Regions from separate parts of the Homo sapiens genome. Here region 2 is linked to region 1. The links are chromatin contacts, found by Hi-C or POLR2A ChIA-PET in ENCODE. All regions are on one chromosome and are shown on one strand. Each heading gives the region's core, a stretch centred on a gene start or an enhancer-like site at or near the end of the contact. The rest is flanking DNA. Distances are from core to core; before and after follow the strand shown.

Evidence for each region. Hi-C counts contacts between places; a loop is a spot of excess contacts on that map. ChIA-PET counts read pairs that join two places held with the same protein, here RNA polymerase II (POLR2A). Pooled maps may share reads with other maps.
Region 2: a pooled map shows a loop between it and region 1 (3-fold over the local background). The contact joins two enhancer-like sites. A Hi-C loop is called at or near these places in 1 of 168 maps with a recorded cell type or tissue (DLD1) and 3 of 50 pooled maps. POLR2A ChIA-PET finds 5 or more read pairs at or near these places in 2 of 52 experiments (WTC11 and activated CD4-positive, alpha-beta T cell).

What each region holds. Positions count from the first base shown.
Region 1 is chr10:103,692,405-103,698,934 of GRCh38, reverse strand. It overlaps SH3PXD2A (SH3 and PX domains 2A), which reads left to right. Exons shown (of 15, transcript NM_001394015.1): 6 at 5,879-5,907. Among named protein-coding and RNA genes, the nearest start is that of SH3PXD2A-AS1, 51 kb to the left of the region's middle. RefSeq lists a cis regulatory region at 2,292-2,302, enhancers at 2,225-2,369, 2,805-2,914, 2,479-3,225, 5,775-6,530 and silencers at 2,535-2,594, 5,642-5,891, 6,462-6,530. Within about 2 kb of position 2,299, at least 18 of the 41 ENCODE cell types and tissues checked have a DNase peak (open chromatin) inside an H3K27ac peak, as active enhancers do.
Region 2 is chr10:103,797,639-103,804,168 of GRCh38, reverse strand. SH3PXD2A (SH3 and PX domains 2A) reads left to right here. Exons shown (of 15, transcript NM_001394015.1): 2 at 2,807-2,887. Among named protein-coding and RNA genes, the nearest start is that of SH3PXD2A-AS1, 54 kb to the right of the region's middle. RefSeq lists enhancers at 1-396, 3,397-3,898 and a silencer at 3,088-3,167. Within about 2 kb of position 3,213, at least 4 of the 41 ENCODE cell types and tissues checked have a DNase peak (open chromatin) inside an H3K27ac peak, as active enhancers do.

The DNA.
Region 1 (6,530 bases), core at 1,050-3,549:
TGCTTGCTCCTGCTTGTAGAGCTTTCCCCCTGCATCCCTCTATGGATCCAAACCCCCTTGTCCTTTAAGGCCTCCTCCTCCAGGAAGCTACCTGGGATGTTCTGTAGCCCCCAGGACCTCTCTTTTCTCTGCACTGAGTGTAACCCCTCCTGTAATTCTCAGCGTGGATTGTCTGAGAATGTTGGCTTTCTCGTTGGACTTATGTCACATATATCTCTTCTGCCTGCCTGCACAGGCCTTAATGAGGTTGCCTACAGCGAGAGCTTAAAAAGTGCTTTTAGGTTGATAACAGCAGTCAAAATCATTATGTACCTCAAGAGCCCCACGTCACTCCCCTGGCCAAGGTTGCATCTTCTCCAGCCCTCATATTCTAGATAGTGCCCATGTCCCCAGTGACTGCTGGGCTCTGAAGGTCACCCCCAAGTCAGCTGTCTGGCAGCCCAGCCGGCCTCTTGAGCAGTTCCCAGTGGCTGTAGGCCCCGCAGACAGGCATCCTGGGCCCAGCAGCCAATGTCAGCTGGCAGACAGAAGGGTGAGAACATCAGGCTGGAAGTTTGTGTGTGTGTCCTTCTCTGCCAAGGCACTTGCCAGTGGGAGGGAGAGTGGTGAGGGGTGTGGCGGGCAGTGGAGGGTACAACCCTGCAGCATTCAGCAGAACTCCACCTGGCAGGTACTCAGCACCCTTCCACAGAGCCGGCCCAGCCAGGCCCAGCCCCCTTTCCTCTCTCTCCCGTGCCTCAGTGGCTCTTCCTGGCTTCACCTCTCACTCTGGGAACTCTGAACGGCAGGATGGCAATCTCCATTCCCCAGCGAGGGCCTGCTGCCCGCTGCTGGTGTGACCTCTCCTTGTGGCCAAATCCCTAGTGGGCCTCAGCGTGGCCCCTTTGGAGCATTGTGGGTCAGGGCTGTCTGTTTAGCTTCAGGAGCCTGGGCCAGCCACTGAAGCCTCAGACCTCAATCTCCTCATCCATGAAATGGGTGAGCACCTGCTCTGCCTACTTCAGAACACCAAAGAATAAATCCTGGGAGTTTTCAAGGGGAAGGCAGAGTGTGGGGAGCCATGTGTCAAAACAGGGGAACAACACATGTGAATTGTTCAGTGCCTTTCCTGCCCCCACCAGCCTCTCCCTGTGCAGTCTCCAACACCAGCCATTTCACTAGAGCATCCGGGGAGGGAGCACAGCGTGTCTGGCCAAGATAAAATGAAAGGAAAAAAGAAAAACCCTTTCGGGTCTACATTAGCATAAAAATGCAAGCCCTTTACATCTCTTGGTTTTGGGGCTCTGAGAGTTGGCCACTCCTTGGGAGGTTAAATGTGTCCTAATAGAGGGGTCCAGAGGCGTGCGTCCATTCCTGTGGGTCAGGGATGAACACACTTCCTGGTGCTCGGCGCTAGACAGAGACCAGTGGTTGTTCTGGCATTTGCGAAAGCCCAAAACTCTGAAAGTGGGGCTGGAATCACACCTGCCTGGCACTGTCTGCCAGCATCGTGGTGAGGTCCTTAAGGAGAAGCTCCTTTTGTTTCAGGGGCTCTGTAGGACCCAGGTTTAAACAGGTCTTTGCCACCTGTGTAGCAACTGAGGTGGGTCAGATGGGCCCAGGTATGAAAGAATAACAACAAAGACAATTTATAGCAGTTTCTGTGCCGGCCACTGTGCGAAGCCCTTTCTACACACTGTACATTGCATCTTCCCCAAACCCCAGGGGTTTGGTGCTATTATTGTCCTCGTTCTACAGATAGAGAAGTAGAGGCTCAAGAGGCCAAGAAAGTAGATCAAGGGCACCCCCCTGCCCCCACTGCAAGCAGCAGGGATTTGAACTGGAGGCCTCCGTCTCCAGAACCTGCTCATCCAAACATAGCTTGCATCATCCTATGGGGAGGGGCCAAGAGAGGAACCGTATCACCCGGGGATGGGGCGGGGTGGGAGTAGAGGCCCCAGGAGTCCTTGTTTAGATGGGGAGGGATGGAGTGCTGGTTGGAGGAACTCCACCCCTCTTTCCCAGCCAGGCCAGACCTGTGGACCACAGGAGATCACCCATCCCAGTTTGTCCAGTTTGAGCCCTGAAAGTCCCATGTCCCTGTTTTCCTGGGACTGTGGGTCACTGTACCTGTGGTTTGAGTCACCCCTGGACCAGCTGCAGAGAATGAATGGCTGAGTGGTCTGATGGGAGCTGTTTTAGGACACAGCTTGGGAGGCCTTTTCAATTACATTAGCCTCTGGCAACGCTAGAGGGAGATGCTAGCCCCGCCCTTCCTCCCCTCCTCTTCTTCCTGTGGCTCCCTGGCCGATATGATTCAGCAGCAAGTCGGAAGCAGGCTAGACTGTGACCTACCAGGAGTGGAGTCACCGGCAGGGTGGGGGCTGTCAGCACCAGCTCAGGGCAAGACTTGGAGCAAGGACGGAGTGTGGATTGGAGAAGGGGACTGATGGGAAGAGGGGGGGTTCTTGAGTTGTTAGGGAACTGAGCCCCAGCAGAGGGCCCTGCTGTCCTGCCAGACTGGAACTGGTTATAGGGCAGTGGGAAGTGGTCATGGTGTGAAGGGGGATCCCTGCCTTTGCGTCTTGCCCTCGTATGTGAGGGATGGGAGAGTCCCAGCCACTGGATACCTAAACTGCTTATCACCCTATTCAGCAGCTAAAAATATGAAATGGCTTTGCTAAAGGATGCCCAACTGGAAACTTCCAGAAGGTCTCCTATTAGGGCAGCGCCTGCTCGGGCAGGCCAGACACCCTGAAGGATTCAGGATTCCTCTTCGTTCCCACCATTCAGTCACAGCCTGGTGACCCCCACTGCCAGGACCTCAGCCTCCACCCCATTAACCCCATGTGCTGATCAGGCCCTCTGGGCTCTGCCTTCTACTCCTGCATCCACTACTCCAGGAAGGGGTGGTAAGTGGGCATTTGTCTTGAGCCTCAGAGCAAGGCCTGGGTTTTCTGGTCCCCAGTCCTGGTCTCACCCACTCACTATGGCCTTGAGGAAGTTGTCCGGCTTCTCTAAGCTTTGGTCTTCTCACCTGCAAGAGGAGAGCCCACACCCCCTGCAGGGAGGGACCCGGAAGTCCTCGGTGGGGAGGACTCTGAACTCTGGCTGAAGGACAGGCAGGCCAAGAGATATTTTCTAGAGGCTCCTTCAGCACTACAAGCACGTTGTTCTTACTGAGCATAAATGTTTCTTAGGGGTGGCTGGAGGCCTGATGGAGATTATGCAACACTGGAGCAGCCTCAGAATCCCCAGGGGAGTTTGTTGGAGATGCAGACCATGCAGTAGGTTGGGGTGGGGCCCTGCATCTGAATTTTAACCACTTTCTAGATGATTCCATTGAATAGCAGGCTGAGAATCACCAACCAGGGCCTGGCACAAAGGAGGCCCTCCAAGCATGTGAGTTTTGTGTCTTCCCCACTCTTTTTTTTTTTTTTTTCTTTTTGAGACAGAGTCTCACTTGTCACTCAGGCTGGAGTGCAGTGGCACCACCACAGCCCACTGCAGTCTTGACCTCCTGGGCTTCAAGCAATCCTCCCACCTCAGCCTCCCTTGTGGCTGGGAGTACAAGTGCTTGCTACCATGCCTAGCTAATTTATTTTTGGTAGAGATAGGGGGTCTCACTATGTTGCCTAGGCTGGTCTCAAACTCCCTGTCTCATAGGAACAGCCTGGGTAGCCTCAACCTGCTCAGAGCTGGAGAAGGCAGCCATTCCTGTGAGGCAGCCACCCCTGCCTGGGCTACTGGCAGCCAGGGGGATGGTCAGTGGGCCATCAGTCCTGGGCTTCTCCTGCCAGGACCAGCAGGAAAATTGTGGGACAGCAGAGGGTAGCTCCTCAGTGCCCTCACTCCCTGCCCTTCCCCAGTAGCCCTCAGTGAAAAGGCCTGAAAAGCTAATTTCCTCCTTGGGAGTGGAAAGTCTTCTGGGCAGGACACAGCTACGATCTAATACTCTCCTCCTCCTCTCAGGAATTCCCTGCACAGTTGAGCTTTTGGGGGGCACAGCTAGGACTCAGTCTCTGCCCAGTCTTCCTTCTGCAAGGGGGGCAAGCATGCCTTTGTTAAGGCCTTCCCTGGACTGACTGGTGGGAGCCAGGGGAGGGGGCAAATGGAAGCTCTCCCACCTTTCTGTAGTCCCTTTCCAAGGCAACGGTTTCCCAGATTCTCCTCCACACCATCCACGCTGCAGTTTTTATTCCTTCCAGTGGGCTTATAAACCACAGCCCTTCCCCAGATTGGGCAACCTTCGGCAATGGCTGAACCTCTGTTTCCTAATCTATAAAATGGATTAGGATGATAGGACCTTCCTCTTAGTGTGGGTGAGAGGATTGAAGGAGACATGGAATACCAAGGGGGTTCTCAAACAAGATGGGGAAGGAAGGGGAGAGAGTCAGAAATGCAGATTTCCTGGACCTTGCCCCCAGCATTCTGATTAAGTGGGTTCTAAGTTTTGGGAAAGGTCGATGCCTAGGAGAGGGGGAGCTCCCCACTCCTGGCTGTGCAGGCAAATCACCTTGGAGATTAATAAACACTCCAATGTTGGAGGGCACCCCTAGACCTCCTGGATTGGAATCTTGGGGAGCCTCCATGAGGATGACTCTGCTCCTTTCCCTGGGAGCCTGCTGCCTCTTCCTCCAAGAGAACCCCCTTCCACCGCATCCCCCCAAACCCCCAACCCCGCCTTTCCAGTGGCAGACTAGCGGGCTAGTTTGCTTCGACCAAAGATGGGCAGCAACTGGCATTTTCTTTGGCCCCTGGGGAAAATGGAAGGCATTTCCTTCGGACTCCGGAGAGAGCCCCAGCCAGCCCCTCCACTGTTCCCTGAGCACTGAACAGAACTTTCAGCCTTTAGGGGCATGTGAGGCTCAGGTTAAGGGAGCCAGCTCACCTTTCCCAGTCCCCTGAGGATTGGTGAATGGAGGGGGGTGGGAGGAGTGGGGAGATAAGGAAGGCAGGAGCAAGGGCAGGATTTGGGAAATCTGCCCATCTTTGAGTCTGGACTCTTTGCTGGAGGGCAGGGCAGGTAAACGGAGGCTGGGAGGGTGCAGTGCCTAAGGTCACAGCAGTTACTTTCTCTGACAGCATTTGAACCCACTTCCTCAGAAGCTCCACTTCCGTTCCTACCGTTCCTGGCCTCCCAGTTAACCTTGCAGTATCCTCTGTCCCCCCCACTACCCGCTCCTCACCCCGACTCCCCAGCTGTAGCCTTTGAGAAGGACCTTATCCATGGCCTCTGCCATTCTCGGGGCGTGCAGTGAGAGGAAGCAGCCACAGTGGCCCCCAGCGAGTCTCGGGTCTAGGACAGGGGCAGACTTTAATCAAAGGATCACACAAATCTGTGATTACCTGGCGGGTGGTTTTGAGGAAGACACGTTGAGGAGGTGACATTTCAGTAGTGACTTACGGGCTGAGTAGGCTGGGTTCACCTCCCAATTCTTTGCATCGCTAGGGCAAGCCATGCAAAGAATTGGGAGGTGAACCGCTCCGGTGGCGGGGAGAGCGGGCTCCCAGCGCTGGGTAGGGGCCGGGTTCCGGCGAGCGCCATCCCGGAGCGTCAGTTTCCCAGTTTGGGAAGTGAGGAGAACCTGCCTCGCCCTTCCCCGCCAAGGCTTAGGGAAGGTGAGCCCCAGTTAGCGGGGCGGGCTGGGGCGGGGCGGGGCGGGGCGGGCGAATCGCGCCTGGGGGCCGGGCTGGCAGGGGGCCCGCGGGCGGGCGGGCGGGCGGGCGCGGCGCGCAGTGCGTGCGGCTGCGGAGCGCGCGGCTAGCCGGCCGTGGGCATCACATGAGCAGCGGCACCGGGGACCGACCGCAGCCAGCCCGAGGGCGCCCCTGCAGCTGCAGCCCCGCGCTCGCGCCCGGCCCTAACCATGTCTATCTGTTGTTGCTTCTTTTTCAGGGACTATGGCAGTTCCAAGAGGAAATCAGGTAAGGGAGCCTCCGGGCGTTTTCCCTTCAGCCTTCCTTCCCGCTTCGTGCACGCGCCCCTCCGATCCTGCAGAGGACTTCTTGGGGGCGGGGAGGGGGGGGTTGTCCTTGCACGCCAGCCTACGGGTCCTGCCGGGCCAGGGGTACTCGCTTCACTTGCCCCTCCTCAGTCCATGGCCCCTGAGACCCTTGGTCCTAGAACCCTCGTTCGCCTTCCACCGACTCGCTCGGGCTCCCGCTACCTCGCTGTCCCTAGTGGGTGTGGGGGTGGGTGCATGGGGAGTGCGTGGGTGGCTCGTGAAGGGGCTAGGCCCCCGCACGGTGAGCAGCCGGGTCCTTCACCCCCGGGCTGCGGCGGCCGCTGCTGCGCAGTGCTAAGACTTCTCCGGTCCCTCTCGCGGTGCAGCGGTGATGGAAGGGTTAATAGAGACGCGGGGCTTTCCTGCGAGAAGGTGAAATTGAGAACCGGGACTGAAAAGGGGTCATCCTTGAGTGACTTGAGTTTTTAGCGCCTGCACCACAGACCTTCTTCCCTGCCCCAACTCTGAGCGTGTCCTTGCTGCGGAGGTGGGGGCTCCGCGTTTTGGCAGCTGAGACGCACTTGGGAGGGGGCCGACCCGACC
Region 2 (6,530 bases), core at 1,964-4,463, 100 kb before region 1:
CCTGCAGCATCAATATCAATGCAGACCTAAGATCTGATAAGAAACATTTACAATCTGTTCTCTCTGAAGCCTGCTGCCTGGAGGCTTCATTTGCATGATAAAACCTTGATCTCCACAAACCCTTATCTTAATCCAGACACTCCTTTCTAATGGTAGTAACTCTTTCAACCAATTGCCAATCAGAGTATGTTTAAATCCACCTATGACCTGGAAGCCCCTCGTCCCCGACTTAGAGTTGTCTCACCCTTCCAGATGGAACCAATGTAAATCTTATATGTATTGATTGATGTATTGTATTTCCCTAAAATGTATAACGCAGGCTGTACCCCATCCACCTTGGGCACATGTCATCAGGACCTCCCGAAGCTGTGTCGCAGGTGTGTCCTTCACCTTGGCAAAATACACTTTCTAAACTGATTGAGACTTGTTTCAGATACTTTTTGGTAGACAATGTCATTCAGTCCTGATCAAAGTAGTTCAGTTTAGATAAATTTATGTACAGGGAGATAGTCCAGTTCAGTTAAGAGCATAGGTATTAGAACTCAGCTAGACCTGGGTTCAAATCTTTTGCTCTGTAATTTATTAGCTGTGTAACTTCAGGCAAGTTACTTAGCTTCTCTGAGCCTCACCTTCTTCTTGTACAATATGGGAATAACAGTGGTAGCTACCTTATTGGGCTGAAGATTAAATGAGCTAATGCATATACATGCTTTATGCTGTACTGGTAACTAGTTACATTTAGTTGCTTAAACATTAGGTAACATTAAGTTATCAAAATGGTTTTACAATGTATCATGTGATACCTATTTACATATGATGTAAAGCAAAGCATACCCCCATTTATTATAATAATAGCCAATAGTCTATTTTGAGCTGATGAAGATAGGGGTGGCCTTTTACCTTATGTTCTGTATCAGGGCCACATGTCATAAATGCCCCATCTCTGGGTGGCAGCACTCAGACCTGTTTGCTTTGGCTTTATGGCCCTCTCCTTGGTTGCGTTTCAGAAAAAACTCGCCATGGCATGAGTCTGCCTCTGTGTCATAGAGATAGGAAGGGAGAAGAGACTGGATTCAGCTCATTTTCCTGTGTATCACCGGAGCAGCCAAGCACAAAGCCTCACCACGCCTGTGGCAAACCCTGTTCCAGGCACCTGGGAGGTGGGCCAGTCTGATGGCAAGGTGTCTAAATGCCACTTCTCTTTGCTAACGTTCCTCCTCATCTTGGCCCAGATCCCTGGCCTCACTGGCTATTTTATTCTTAGGGTAGAGTCCCCCCAGCCCCACCCCTACAGACCTACAGGACACAGTGACTAGGCAGAGACCCCGGAATCTGAATTTTTATGAAGCCTGCCCCCGGCCCCAGGTGATCCTAAAGGGCACCCTGGCCTGGGAACCACCATTGAGGACCTACAGCCATTGCCTCTCTCCTGAGGGAGGAAAGGGGGCAGAGGTCTTACCTGTGTCTTATCAGTGCCCTCCCTTAACTGTCCTCCTGGAGACACCCCTGCAGGTGTCCTTCCCAGGGAGAAGTTCAACAGAAAAGCCCTGAGGCTGTGGGAGGGCACCCATTCCTCTAACTCAGGCCTTTCCCAGGAAGGACAGAAATAGTGGGAAGAGCAGGCCAGATTGTGTGGACTGGGGGCTTTCTCTCCTTCTCCAAGGATTCCTAAGTCAATTCAGCCTTCCAGAGTGGCATGAGCTCTGGCAGAGCCTGATGGAGACTTGGGAACCGGGGTGACAGCCTGGCCCTGAAATGCCTTCATTGTGAGGCTCCCAAAGAGAAAAGTTTTTCCAGTCTCCCACGTGCTAACGCCTCTTCTTCAAATCCGTTTCTCATCCAGAAGACCAGTGTGTTTGTTCAACATAGCAAAGTGTTTTCTGAGCACCTGCTCTGTGCCAGGCACTGAGCAAAGACAGGGATGCTGAGATGAATCACACATCTCTGAGCACTTCTGGTCTCCTGAAAGGCATTTCAGAGTGAGTTCTGAGGATCCACAGTAGCAAAACAAGCTGGGGTTTGTTAAAAGTGTAAACATCCGAGCCCTCAAAACCCAGGTCTGCAGAATTTCAGAGAGCGGGGTCCACCTGCAATTTCGGAGGGCCTCTTATAGAGTCTCATTCACTCTAAAGTTTGTGAACCAGTGGAAATTAGCTATCTAAAAAGGCCAGGCGTGGTGGCTCATGCCTGTAATCCCAGCACTTTGGAAGGCCAAGGCAGGTGGATCATCTGAGGTCAGGAGTTCGAGACCAGCCTGGCCAACATGGCGAAACCCCGTCTCTACTAAAAATACCAAAATTAGCCAGGCATGGTGGCAGGCACCTGTATTCCCAGCTACTCGGGAGGCTGAGCCAGGAGAATTGCTTGAACCAGGGAGGCAGAGGTTGCGGTAAACCGAGATCACACCACTGCACTCTAGCCTGGACAACAGAATGAGACTCTGTCTCAAAAACAAACAAACAAAAATGTAGTGACCTCAATTTTATGTTTATTGTATGAAATATATACAAATAAAAAGAAGGAAATTAAAACCACTCATTCTGATCCTACTTTCCTAAGATAATCATTGTTGGCATTTGATGAAATATCCCTCTAGGGGTATGTGTGTGTGTGTGTGTGTGTGTGTATTTAGACATATATTGTAGCATCTACATGGTAGCTGATACTGTGCTAGCCCCTAGGGACAGATGAGATGAGTAAAAGAGTGGTCCTGCCATATGGAACACCTGCAGTCATGTTACATGATGCCTGGCACAGACAGCTTGAAATCCAGCCTTGCTCACCTGCTCTTACCTTTTTCCCACAGGTATACATAATCAATGTGACCTGGTCTGACTCCACCTCCCAGACTATCTACCGGAGGTACAGCAAGTTCTTTGACCTGCAGGTGAGTTTGTCAGAGCTCGGACAGTGGCCCAAGTCTCTCTGGTGGGCTGGCCTCTCTCATACCCTCGCTTATCCAGGGAGCCCCCAAGAGAGCTGTCAGGGTCAGAGTCCAGGTGGGAGCAGAGGGACAGAGGAGGGAAGCTGGAAGGTGGAGCTGGGCTCGTCTCAATCTTGCATACTGCAGGCAGACACTCAGGACTTTGTTGGCCTCCTCTGATGGTCTTAACAGTAACGCTTTGTCACCCTCCCTTGCCTGCAGGGTAGGAAACTGTGGTGAAGAGGCGGGAGGATGGTGGGAGGTGCTGTGTGCCTGACCAGACGTGTGTCTATAAACATCCAGGGTGAGACAGAAGCCACTGCATCATTGCAGGCAAAGAAAAGCAAACACTCAGGGAAGACCGAAACAGAAAATAAGCAATTTTTTCAACTACAGGCACAAACTAGGCATACATACCACGGTGTCTGTCTGACCGAATGAGGCACTTGCCACCCAGTTTGTACATGTACGTGGTAGGTGTGTGTCTCTAAGACACAAAGGCATGTTCACAAGGGAATGGTAGTATGGGTCCCACAGCTACCCCTGCAGACACCCCCCTTGATGCCAGCTAAGTTAGTCAGGCCTCTTTGGGTTGCAAGTGATAGTTTTACAATTGCACTGGCTTAGACACAAAGGAGATGTGATTGGAAGGAGGGACCAGGGAAGCTTGTGCAGCCGACCACATGGTGAGAAGGGCAGTGAGGCAGAGGCTTCAGGAATGCCTGAAACCAGGATCTGCTCTCCCTCTGTCTTGTCTCTGCTTCCCTCTGGCACTGCCCTCAGCTTCTGTTACCTCACACCCTGAGGAATATGGCTGTCAGCAGCTCTAGAATTTTATATCTTTTGGCTCCCAACAGAGGGGAAATTGACTCCCAGTTCCAAGTTGAAAAATCCCAGGGACGATTTTGATTGGTCTGGCTTGGGTCAGATGCCCTCTCTGGACCAATCAGTATGGCTGGGAGTTGAGGGTCTTTTAGCACAGACATGGCCACTAGGGAGCCCACCTCTGCGGATCACAGGCAAGTACTAGAGAAGGGAGAATCAGTGTGAGTTGAGCAGCAGCCCTTTCAGGTAGAGCCAAGATGTTCTAGATTCCTCTCGGGGTTGTGAGCCTGGTTTAGGCCAATAAAAACACAAAGAGACACTCACTTCTACCCTCACAGCCAGGGTCCACTCCTTTCTTGGCAGGCCTTTGGTTGTCAGTCATCTTGGAGAGGTCATCTTGGGTACCGTGTGCTTGCCCCCAATACCTAATTCTATCTCATTGTCCTCATTGCCCTACCTATGAGACAAGCCAAGGGTGACCTAGCTTCCTGTATTACAAATCCTTTCTTAATCCAACAATGTGGGATTGAATATCCCATTGAATATGGGATTGAAAGCCACTCCCTACTCTCCAGCCTTCTTCCTCTTCCCTCCTCAATTCATGTCCAGTCTCCTTAATTCCAGTGTAATCTGGTGGGGTTTGCTGATACCCCATCAATGGGTGCAGTGTGCTGGACAGGAAGTGATAACTCAGTTGGGGAGAGGGAACCCTGAAAGGACTCATTGATGAGCTGGAGGGGGCCTGAAAGCCAGTGGAAACTTCCAAATCAGAACTTTTCTTCCCCCTCTTCCCTTATGGTCCCCCACCCACTCCTGCATTGCAGAATCTCAGGAGAAAGGAATGCTGCTCCCCCACCACCACCTCCCTTGCCTGGAGGGCTCATTCCCTGTGTGTGGAAAGGGGATACGCAAGCAGGGAGCAGCTAGTGCAGTGTGCTGGCCCTAGCTTGGCAATGGCCATGAGCTTGGCCAGGCTTGTCCACGTGGGTCATTGCTGACCTGTAGATGCAGTTTGGGAAGGGGTTGGAATCGTTCTTTGGAAATTAACTTATGAGCCAAGCATAGCATCTTTACGAACCCATTTTACCTGCCATGATGAGTTTTAGTGGCGTTCATTTTGAAAAGCCTTGCTTATTTATCAGGTCGCTGATTTTGGTATGGCGGATCCTATAGAGGAAGAACAAAGGGAGTTGCTAACTCCATCTCTGGTCATTGGTGCACCTCAGAACTCATGTCCCTGAGAGATTGTGTAAGAGAGCAGCTTAGAGTTTAGGCACTGGGGGCACATTCCCTGGGACCGGTTACTGGCTGTCACCACGTAACTCCGGACAGGCTCCTTCACTTCTCTAGGCTTGCTTTTCTCATCTGTAGTGTGAAGGTTCAAATTGCCTGCCCGGTAGGGTTGTTAGGAGGAATGAATGAGTGAATCCACGTTTCTCCCAACACTTAGTTGCCTAGTGAGTTGCCTGGTGTTAGCAGGTTGCAGGGATGTTGGGCTGCATGGCTGGGGGGCGTCTAGGGGCTGGAGACCCACTCACTGATGTTGCTTTGTGGCTTCCCTCACTTGGCGTCACTCTGTGGTGAGCTCCCTGTGCCCAGTCCCTGCCGGCGTATTCAGAGCCAGGTAGGCCTCAGGCTCCTCTCTGAAGCTGTCCTCTGGGGCAGGGTGGGAGCCCGCTGGGAGCTGGGGTGTGGCCCAGGGGCAGCTCTCAGAAATGTTTTGCTCCTTTCCTTTTTGGCTGACTCTGAGAGTCCCAGGCTCACCAGGCCCACCTCCAAGGAGCTGCTCCCCGGGTTTCACCAACTCGTGGTTCTAAGCCTCCTGGGGGCCACAGACCCCTCTGTGAATCTGATGGAAGCCCTCTCCCCAGGAAAAGAGTGGATACATACAATTTTACTTGCAGTGGCAAGTGTTCACAGACCCCCTGTGGACCCCCAGTGAAGAACTAGCGAGGTGCGATGGTGTGCCTGTAGTTCCAGCTATTCAGGAGGCTGAGGTGGGACGATCACTTGAGCCTAGCAGGTCGTGGCTGCAGTGAGCTATGATTGCACCACTGCACTCCAGCCTGGGTGACAGAGTGAGACCCTGTCTCAAAAAAACAAAAAGAACTGCTGAGCTAAACCAGTTTAGGTCGTGAAGCATACATTCACACCCGGTACTACTTGGGCAGCACTTGGGGGTCTATTCAGATAACAACAGGAGGCCTGGACACCCCTTTGACCCCTTTGATAGACCCTTGGTTCCCCCCTGTACAAGTTGGTTCCCTGCACCCCAGCGTGGGTCTCCCCGTACTTCCCCTCCCTTATGTCTCCCTCTTCAGATGTTTTCCTTTGTTCCCGAAGGCCAGGCACCCACGAGGCGGCCTCGGGTTCCCACCTGTGTCACACAGCCCGGGAACCACGTGCAAAGCGATCCCAAGCGGTCGCTGACCCTCTCTGGTCATGAGTTGAGGGCCATACAGATCCAGTTTCATTCGGAACAGCACATGGACCCTCTGTTTCTCCCTCTGGGAGCACACAGGGAGATGGACACTTGCACCCTGCCCTTCACACTCTGCAGCCATGAGGCCAGGAAGCACTTGAAGGGTGCTCTGTCATCTGAACAGAAACCCCACACTCTTTGGTTTTTCCATTTCTCTCCACAGTAGCTTCCACATCAGCACAGCCCTTCCCCACCCCCTCACCCCCACACTCCCCACCCCCTCCCAGATTCTAAGATCTGAAGCAGAACATTTCTCTGGTTATTATCTTCAAAGCTCCTGCCTGGACCTAACTGCCCTGC